Regions from separate parts of the Homo sapiens genome. Here region 1 is linked to region 2. A link is a loop called in an ENCODE intact Hi-C map of the cell type or tissue named here. Cell type or tissue: natural killer cell. All regions are shown on one strand.

Region 1 (5,000 bases), 63 kb after region 2:
GTGGTGGCTCATGCCTGTAAACCCAGTACTTTGGGAGGCCAAGGCAGGTGGATCACTTGAGGTCAGGACTTCAAGACAAACCTGGCCAATATGGTGAAACCCTGTCTCTGCTAAAAATACAAAAATTAGCTGGATGTGGTGGTCGGTGCCTGCAACCCCAGTTGCTCGGGAGGCTGATGCAGAAGAGTTGCTTGAACCCTGGAGGTGAAGGTTGCAGTGAGCCAAGATCGTGCCACTACACTGTAGCCTGGGTGGCAGAGAAAGACTCTCTCTCTCAAAAAAAAAAAAATTTTATTTGCTCATTTTCTATTTGTTAATATTTGGCCATCTCTTTGTTATGTGAATTTGATTTTTTTTTTTTAATGCTTTGAGTAGAGAAAACTGTTGAAGCTGACTTAGGGTGTTTTTCTACGGCATTTGAAATGTAACCAAGATGTCCAAGGGTCTAAATTTGATGTAAAAAGATGTTAATTTAAGGGTTATTTAGATAGCACATTTTTGAAATCTAATTGCATTGGAATAAAGGGTATGAAGGAGATGAAAGAAAATTATATGGCTGGTGTTACAAGCTACAATTCGCCTGCAGTTATTTACAGCCTTTTAAGTATTCTAAATGTGTGTCAGGCCTACATAATGGACAGGCTTCCAGGACTTAGGCCAGCCCTAGACACTGGGACTTAACAGTATTTTAATCACGGTTGCATTCCTAAGTGTGTGCTTCTTTTCTTTAAAGCAGCCAACAGCGGCATTACCCCTGGCTAGAGAGTGATACTGTGGTGGCCTCAAGCATTGTGCAGCTGTTCACTGACTGTATTGACTCACTGCATGAGAGTTTTAAAGGTAGGAAGATGTCAGGCTGTCTCTGCTTAGTTTTCATTTTTCCCTAAGTCAGTCAGTCTTTTTCTTCTACTTTCCTCTATTTAATTTTTATTTAATAGGCAGTTATTTGTGACTGAAGAAAAGTCGCTGATACAATTATTTAGTGTTAAGTGTGTAACTTTTTTTTTTTTTTTCTTTTGGAGATGGAGTCTTGCTCTGTCGCCCAGGCTGGAGTGCAGTGGTGTGATCTGGGCTCACTGCAGCCTCTGCCTCCCAGATTCAAGCAATTCTCCTGCCTCAGCCTCCCGAGTAGCTGGGACTACAAGCGCATGCCGCCACACCTGGCTAATTTTTTTGTAGTTTTAGTAGAGACGGGGTTTCACCATGTTGCCCAGGCTGGTCTCAAACTCCTGAGCTCAGGCTATCTGCCCGCCTCGGCCTCCCAAAGTGCTAGGATTACAGGTGTGAGCCACCACGCCCGGCCTTTAGGTGTGTAACTTCTTACCTTTTTTTGTTAGGTTGCTCTGAGTTTCTCAGTTATGGTAAATTTGCAGTCTTTCTCTCTTCCAATATTGCCTGTCCTGCATGTTGAGTTTCTTCCTGTCCTCCCTAACTCTTAACCTCTTTTTCATATTTTCTGTCTTTTTTTGCTTTATTATGGGTAATTTCTAGAGGTCTTCCTTCCATTTCTTTAGTCTCTCTCCAGCTCTGTCTCATCTGCTTAAAATATATCAATTGAATTTTTCATTGAAGTGATTATTTTTTCCATTTCTAGATCTATTTGTTTGTTTTTCAAATGTACCCTGATCCTTTTTGGTAGTATCTTTTCTTTCATTTAAAATTCTATTTTTTATTTCCTTAGAATTTGTTTAAACATGCTTACTTTATGATGTATGTACATTAATTCTATTATCTGAAATTCCTGTTGGGGGTTGTCTTATGCTGCTGTTTAATTTTCCTTTGGATTCTTGTTCTTGGAGGCATGTTTCCTTGTGTGTTTTTAAATTTTGTATTGTGAGCCCATATTTAGAGAGACTGATGGGAATCTCATAAGGCCTAGGCTGAGGGTGTGTAAGTCCTCCAGAGAGGATCTACATTTGTTGTCAATTGGAACTACTTAACTTCTTGGTTTGGGGTTTCCCGTGCTACCAGTTACATGAAATGAAACCCCAAACTCACTTGCGGGCTGGCCTCAATTCTCACAGTAAACTTTTTGATCTCTCCTGACTCACAATCTAGGGTAAGGCAGAGAAGTTTCCTCTTTTGCCCCATTCTACCCTTTCAGTAAGAATATAGTCCTTAGAAAACCTCATGTTCTGTCCTCTTGTGCTGTTAAAACTCAGCAGGCAAATAGTCCTCGGTTGGCTGGTTTCAGCATCTGTTTAACACTCTGGCTTCCTCTTTGCTTCTGGCCCATGGTGTTTTCTTCCACTGAATACACCTAGTGCCCCTGTGGCTGCCATGTGTTTGTGTGGCATTTAGTTATAGAGTGATATGGTTTGGCAGTGTCCCCACCCAAATGTCATCTTGAATTGTAGCTACCATGATTCCCATGTGTTGTGGGAGGGAGCCAGTGGAAGATAATTGAATCATGGGGGCGGTTTCCCTCATACTGTTCTCCTGGTGGTGAATGAGTCTCATGAGATCTGGTGGTTTGATAAGGGGTTTCCCGTATTGCTTGGCTCTCATTCTCTCTCTTGCCTGCTGCCATGTAAGACATGCCTTTCATCTTCCACCATGATTGTGAGGCCTCCCCAGCCACATGGAACTGTGAGTCTGTTAAACCTCTTTTTCTTTGTAAATTACCCAGTCTTGGATATGTCTTTATCAGCAGTGTGAAAATGAGCTAATACATACAGTTAAGCATATGTCATCCAGTTTTGTTTTTTTTTTGTAATAGATTTTATTTTTTGTTTAACGGACTTTATTTTTTAGAGCAGTTTTAGGTTTACAGCAAAATTAAGTGGAAAGTACAAGAATTCCTTTATACCTTCTGCCCCCACACATGCACAAGCCTTCCCCACTCTGGACATTCCACACCAGGGTGATACATTTGTTATAATTGATGAACCTACATTAAGGCATCATTATCAATGAAAGTCCATGATTTACATTAGTGTTCTCTCTTGGTAAACACATTCGGTGGGTTTTGACAAATGACAAATAACATGTGCCCACCATTGTGGTATCATACAGAGCAGTTTCACTGCCTTAAAAATCCTCTGCGCTCTGCCTGTTCATCTCTCCCTCCCCTCAACCCCTGATCCTTTTACTATCTCCATAGTGTTACCTTCTCTAGAATGTCCTATGGTTGGAATCATAGCATTTTCAGATTAACTTCTTTCACTTAGTAATAGACATTGAAGTCTCTTTATGCCTTTTCATGGCTGGATAGCTCATTTCATTTTGTCTGGCTGTACCTTATTTGTATTTCTGATTTATCTTTTATATATCTTATCTTACCTTGAAGAGGTGTAAACTCTTCATAGAATAACAGAAATGTTATTCTTTGCTTCTTTTTGCTCCCTACAAAACTAGGGTAATGCCATATTCTCAGTGTGTGTTTGATAAATAGTGGTTCAATGAGTAACACATGAAATCCTAGTAGTACTCAATTATTTTTTTGAAAGGCAGACTTCTAGCTGCTTTTTACCATCCAGAATATATTGATTACTGAGAAAAAGATTTGAGCACCAAATTATAATCATAAAGGCTATATATTTAATTTCTTTTTTTTTTTTTCCTTTGAGACTGAGTCTCACTCTGTTGCCCAGGCTGGAGTGCAGTGGCAGGATCTTGGCTCACTGCAACCTCTGCCTCCTGGGTTCAGGCGATTCTCCTGCCTCAGTCTCCCGAGTAGCTGGGACTACAGGCGCCCGCCACCACACCCGGCTGATTTTTGTATTTTTAGTAGAGACGTGGTTTCACCATATTGGCCAGGCTGGTTTTGAACTCCTGACCTTGTGATCCGCCTGCCTTGGCCTCCCAAAGTGCTGGGATTACAGGCATGAGCCACCATGCCCAGCCATATTTAATTTCTTAGTATAGGGGAAAGCACCCCAAGGCTCTCTTGCCCCTGTATATGAATAAAATAAGAAAGTGGCATAGGACAGAAGGGTTCACAGACATCAAGACTTGGTAGCTGGGTTCAAAGAAAGGAAACAGGAGAGCTTTGCAAGGTAGGATGAAGAAGTATTGCAGCTTTTTAGTGAGGTTATCTGATCCACTAGCTCCTTCTATGGATGAGAAAAGTGGGGACCTGAAAATGAAAAGAATTTATCTGACGTCACAGAATTTGTGTCTTGGCTGGAACTATCAGCTCAGTCTATCCTAAGACATCCTTCTGGATATCTTCTACATACTTACCCAACTTTATCTAAACAAAACTGTCTTTTATCCATATTTAAACGAATGCTATCATTAACCTCTGTCTTAAAGGTTGTTAAAAATGTGCATTCCTGTTCCATGCCGGGTTGTGGAATTGAGGGTACAAGCATGTTAGAAATGAGAGTTGTCTGGTACAATGTGTTGATGCTCATTGGCTTTTTTTTTGGACAAGGAGTCTCACTCTGTTGCCCAGGTTGGAGTGCGGTGGTGCGATCTTGGCTCACTGCAACCTCTGCCTCCCTGGTTCAAGCAGTTCTCCCACCTCAGCCTCCCGAGTAGCTGGGATTACAGGTGCCTGCCACCACACCTGGCTAATTTTTGTATTTTTGGTAGAGACAGAGTTTCACCATGTTGGCCAGGTTAGTCTCGAACTCCTGACCTAAAGTGATCTGCCTGCCTCGGCCTCCCAAAGTGCCGGGATTGCAAGCGTGAGCCACTGCACACAGCCTCGTTGGCCATTTTTTAAAAGATTTGTGTTGAGAAACCATCAGGTTTCTGTTCTTACTGTGTGTGGCTCTCTCTTCTTTGACTGCATTCCATTAGCATGGAACCAGAAAGTCTGAAACCACTTGTTTTAGACTAAATGTCCCTTATATAGTCATTAGCCCTTGAAGGCATTAATGGAATTGATACTTGTGAGGATAATATTGAGTAATAATCCAGGTCTCAGAAAAGCGTGAGATTTATTTTAGAATGACTTACATGAATGACAGTTAATGGACTAGTTTCATTGCACCAAGGGTTAATTAAGTTTTAGTCATTTGGAACATTTCCACCGTTTCTAAAATTAAAAA
Region 2 (5,000 bases):
TGCTAGCACCCCATTTCATTCCTAAACCTCCTGACTTATCTTCCTGCTTCTGACTTTGCCCACCACCCGCTTCTGCCCTTTCCCCACCTCAGTGTATTCTTAAACAGCCAGTGTTCCTTATGAATTGTGAGTCAGCCCATTCACTGTCTGCCCAGGACCCTACTGTGCTCCCCACTGCACTCAGGGAAAAAGCCGACGTCCTCACAGTGGCCTGCAGGGCCCCTCACGATCTGGTTTCCTGCCACTTTTCTGATTTCATCTCCAGCCAGTCTACCTCTCAGCACATTGGCCTCCTTGCTGTTCCTAAACATACCTGACACCCCTCGGCGCTTTTGCATTGGCTGTTTCTTCTACGTGGACACTCTTCTCATAGAGACTTATGTGATTCCTCACTGTTTTCCAGACATTATCAAATGTCCCTCTTTAGTAAGCCCTTTCGTGCTCCCAACCCACCTCCTTATCCTGCCCACCCCTCCACCTCCAGACATACTTTATTCCTTTCTCTGGCTTTATCTTTCTCAGTGTCACTTACAACCATGTGACAGACTGTATATGACTTTATTTTATTTGTTGTCTCTTTGCCCTTCACTAAATGTAAGCTCCATGAAGGTAGGATTTTATTTTCCCCATTTCATTAGTTTCAGAACCTGGACAATAGTAGGTGGATAGTAGGTGCTCAATAAATATGTGTTGAATAAATGAATGTTGGAAATGTAATATAAAGGTGCAGATATTGAGCTAATGAAAAGTACTGTATTATCTTTCCTCATGCTCAGGATGACTCTTGGTTATGTAAGTGACCATTGGGCACAGTATGTGAGCCATAACCAAGGCTCAGGATTGGCCCAACAGCCCTACTCTATGGAGAAACTACAGGTTGAATTTGATGAACTGTTTTTGAGGGCTGTCCTACATGTGCTGAAGGCCAAAAGGTAAGTAAGACATATGATGATATTTAGTGAGAAGTAACTTCCTCACTAGTAAGAACCATTCGGTGAAAGCCACTTAAGTAGGTCTTTTATAATAGTTTCTTAGTGTATTTCATCTATTTCTTATTGAGGGCAAATTCTTGGGCCTTGGTTTCCTTATCTGTAGTACCCACCTGTTGACTGAAATGGTCTCTCTCTCTCTCTCAATTTCTTTCTGTTTTAAGATAACACTATTCTGGTGTCTCAGTTTTTTGCCACCCTGAACTTTTGGGGCAGCCTTGAGCAGGGGAAAACAAGGATAGATTCTATCTATCACATACCCACTGCAGTGCCTGCAGTGAGACGCAGTAGGTGTGCAGCATGTGGTGCAAATGATTTGCTGATTTTATTGTTCAATTTGCCTTCCGGTAAGGGTTTTAAGGTCTGGGAATGTCATGGATCTTGGTTCCCTGTCTTAGCTTTGTAAATGCTGTCTTTGGATCATGCTGACTGTGCCACTGCTTACAGCCTAGGACCTGTTTGAGGCATAGGCAAGGGCATAGCTGCACATCCCGTGCTCCCTTCCCTGAGCCACTGGCCAAGTTGAGGAGTGGGCTCTGCTGCAGGATTATGCCCTCCGCTAGGAGATGCGGGGCTGCCTCCACCCCCACCCAGCTGTGCTTATGAACTACTGGCTCTCCCCTGCTTTGGCCCTCTCCTGAGCTAGCTGCCTACACTCCCTCTTGCCATGTAACTCTTAGCCTTAGCCCCTGATTTATTCTGTGTTGTATAGTAAGTTTGAGTCTTGGTCTGCCATTTACTGTTACCCTGGGAAAGTCGCTTAATATTTGTGGTCTCACTTTTTTCATTTCTAAAACGGAGATGGTGATAATGATACTACTGTTCCATTAACCTCATGGATGTGTGATGAGGGTGAATTGTGGTAATATGAGGAAATACATTTTAAACCATAAAGGACTTTTCAAATGTAAGTGGGGGTTTTTCTTGTGTGGTTTCATCTGGGGAATAGAATAATCTAGAGACTTAGAGAAAGATCAGGAGGTCTTAGCTAAGTGTTAACCACTTTTAGACACTGTGAAGGCATTGAGTCTAACTTAAATAGAACTTGGGTATAGAAATTTATCTTTTTTTTTTTTTTTTTGAGATGGAGTCTCACTTTGTTGCCCAGGCTGGAGTGTAGTAGCATGATCTTGGCTCACTGCAACCTCTGTGTCCTGGGTTCAAGCAACTCTTCCACCTCAGCCTTCCAAGTAGCTGGGATTACAGGCGCTTGCCATCATGCCCGGCTAATTTTTTGGGTTTGTAGTAGAGACGGGGTTTCACCATGTTGGCCAGGTTGGTCTTGAACTCCTGACCTCAAGTGATCTGCCCGGCTCAGCCTCCTAAAGTGCTGTGATTACAGACATGAGCCACTTCACCCGGCCTTATCTTTAGATTACTCCTGTTATACTTATACCATAAATTTGGTGGTCTCATGAGATGCACCAAATCCTGTTCAGGACTGTGTCAGGGCATCAGTGCAGTAGCACCTGTCCACTGACGCTGGCCTGGTGCATGGGAGGAGTCTTCCTTCTCTGATCTGTTACTTGTTCTTGTGCTTGCTTAGTGGAGAGGCAAAGCTCTCATCCTAGTTACTTACTAGAGCTTATATATTGAGCTGTGAACCCTTGCTGTAACATTGTGTATATAATTTCACAAAGATAATTGTTTTAAAATGTTGACAGCTATTGTTCTTAAGTTTATTTTAGGAAACAAATTATATGAGAACCAGATATTTAAAGCCATGAAATTTAAATTTATTCGGCACTCAAATGGAAATTTCTGGCAATAGCTATCCCTTCAACCTAAAACAAAACTGAACTATACTAAAAGACAGACAACAAAAATATAAACCAGGGCTGGGCGTGGTGGCTCATGCCTGTAATCCCAGCACTTTGGTAGGCTGAGGTGGGCGGATCACCTGAGGTCAGGAGTTCAAGACCAGCCTGGCCAACATGGTGAAAACCTGTCTCTACTAAAAATACAAAAATTAGCTGGGCGTGGTGGCAGGCACCTGTAATCCCAGCTACTCGGGAGGCTGAGGCAGAAGAATCGCTTGAACCCCGGAAGTGGAGGTTGCGGTGAGCTGAGATCGCGCCACTGTACTCCAGCCTCAGCAGCAGAGCAAGACTCTGTCTCAAAATATATATATATGTGTGTGTGTGTATATATATGTGTGTGTGTATATATATGTGTGTGTGTATATATATGTGTATATCTATATATATGTGTATATATATATAAATACCTATATAAATATATACGTGTATGTGTGTGTATACATATGTGTGTGTGTGTGTGTGTGTGTGTGTGTGTGTGTGTGTGTGTATATATATGTATATATATGCCAGACTTCCTGAATGTCTGCCATATAGGGAATTTTATAGCCTGAAATACACCCTGTTTGTGATATTACTTTTAAGTCCTCTACAATTTCCCTTCTTTGTTTTGGGGTATAAAACAGCATCAGGTCCCATGTGAAGTGTTAGGATAATTAACTAATAAGATAGAAACCTGGCCCAACTGACCTTAGAGAAGTTTCTTAATCTCTTGTTCAGAAGTCTAGCTGGCTTTTCCAGAGTCCAGGTAAGTGTGGGTTTGAACTACCAGTTGCCTGTTTAGGTTCATAGATGTGGATTAGGCATGCACTATTCATTTTTTTCTTAAATTTGGTTTATTTGTAATTAGATAATTTGTAATTGGATGATTTGTAGTAGTTGTTTCTCAAATACGGCAACAGCTTTGAGTGCCTCGTATTTTTTTAAGTTTTTTTTTTTTTAATTTAATAACAGGTAAGTTGCTGTACATTCCTTTGCAGATTTCCTTTTTTTTTTTTTTTTTTTGAAATGGAGTCTCACTCTGTTGTCCAAGATGGAGTTCAGTGACACCATCACTGTAACCTCCGCCTCCCAGGTTCAAGTGATTCTCCTGCCTCAGCCTCCCGAGTAGCTGAGACTATAGGCGCACACCACCGTGCCCGGCTAATTTTTATATTTTTAGTAGAGATGGGGTTTCACTATATTGGCCAAGCTGGTCTCGAACTCCTGACCTCAAGTGATTTGCCCGCCTCAGCCTCCCAAAGTGTTGGGATTACAGGCGTGAGCCACCGCATCCAGCCATTCCTTAGCAGATTCTGACTTGGGGCATGGCCACCATCCTGATACAAGTGTTTTTTTTTAGTTGTGATAACATTTACATACAATTTTAATAAGCATCTATTGAGTGCTGATTGTTTTTGAGATACTGGTTTAAGTAGCAGATAATTAAAATACAAGGTTCTAGTTATAAACTGGTTTATATAAAAATGAACAAGACATGGTTTCTGCTCTCAAATTGCTGTTAGGTTAGTATGTCATATGTAAATTACAGTACCATGAGGGGTTTCTCATGTTGTGTTTTAAGAATCACTTGAGTCTGAGTCACCAAGGGTGACTATAAAGGTGTAAATTCTTGTGCCCCAGCTGTGACCTACAAAATCATGGTCTCTATAGGTGAGGCTTGGGAATCTGCATTTTCCAGAAAGTCTCCAGGTGGTTTTTCTGCCACTACAGTGTGGGGATCACTGGCAGAATGTATGATGATGGCAAAGTCAGGTATGGATGGAGTTCTGTAATAGTGCAGAGGAGGAAGTCCAAGGAGGGCTTGACCCATGGAAGGAGCCAGCCTGGAGGTGTGGGGTCTCTCCAGGCTTGCTGGAATGCAGTGGTAACTGAAGGAGGACAGAGAGGGCTGTGGTTGGAAATATGATTCAGAGCCATACTGTGGAAGCCTTTGAATGTGGGCTGAGGAATTTGAACTTTGTTCAGTGTTCAGAGAGGAGTACTGGATGGATTTCGATTTTCCTCCCACCCACTGCACATGTGTCTGTGGGCACACGTGTACCTGTGTGTGTGCTCAGACACACACATCCACAGCTGGCCTCTCTGCCACCCACTACTGTGTGTGCCTTAGTACCTGTGTGCGCCTTAGTAGCCTGTGTGCATTGGTGCTAATATCCGTAATAATAATACTTATTATTTTTGAGTTGGAGTT

The links. Hi-C counts contacts between places; a loop is a spot of excess contacts. Peaks named below come from ENCODE experiments on the same cell type or tissue, not always from the same donor. Only the 100,000 strongest peaks of a DNase experiment are listed, where the experiment ranks them.
Region 1: it touches region 2 in a loop (9-fold over the local background); 3 of 110 quality-filtered maps call a loop at or near these places.

Annotation. Positions count from the first base shown.
Region 1 is chr18:45,872,076-45,877,075 of GRCh38, reverse strand. It overlaps EPG5 (ectopic P-granules 5 autophagy tethering factor), which reads left to right. Exons shown (of 44, transcript NM_020964.3): 35 at 734-840. Among named protein-coding and RNA genes, the nearest start is that of SIGLEC15, 49 kb to the right of the region's middle. In natural killer cell, no CTCF peak of the experiment used is centred here; DNase peaks (open chromatin) are centred at 1,995 and 2,445; H3K27ac peaks cover 1,671 bases.
Region 2 is chr18:45,935,532-45,940,531 of GRCh38, reverse strand. EPG5 (ectopic P-granules 5 autophagy tethering factor) reads left to right here. Exons shown (of 44, transcript NM_020964.3): 10 at 777-932. Among named protein-coding and RNA genes, the nearest start is that of EPG5, 29 kb to the left of the region's middle. In natural killer cell, no CTCF peak of the experiment used is centred here; a DNase peak (open chromatin) is centred at 1,881; H3K27ac peaks cover 1,491 bases.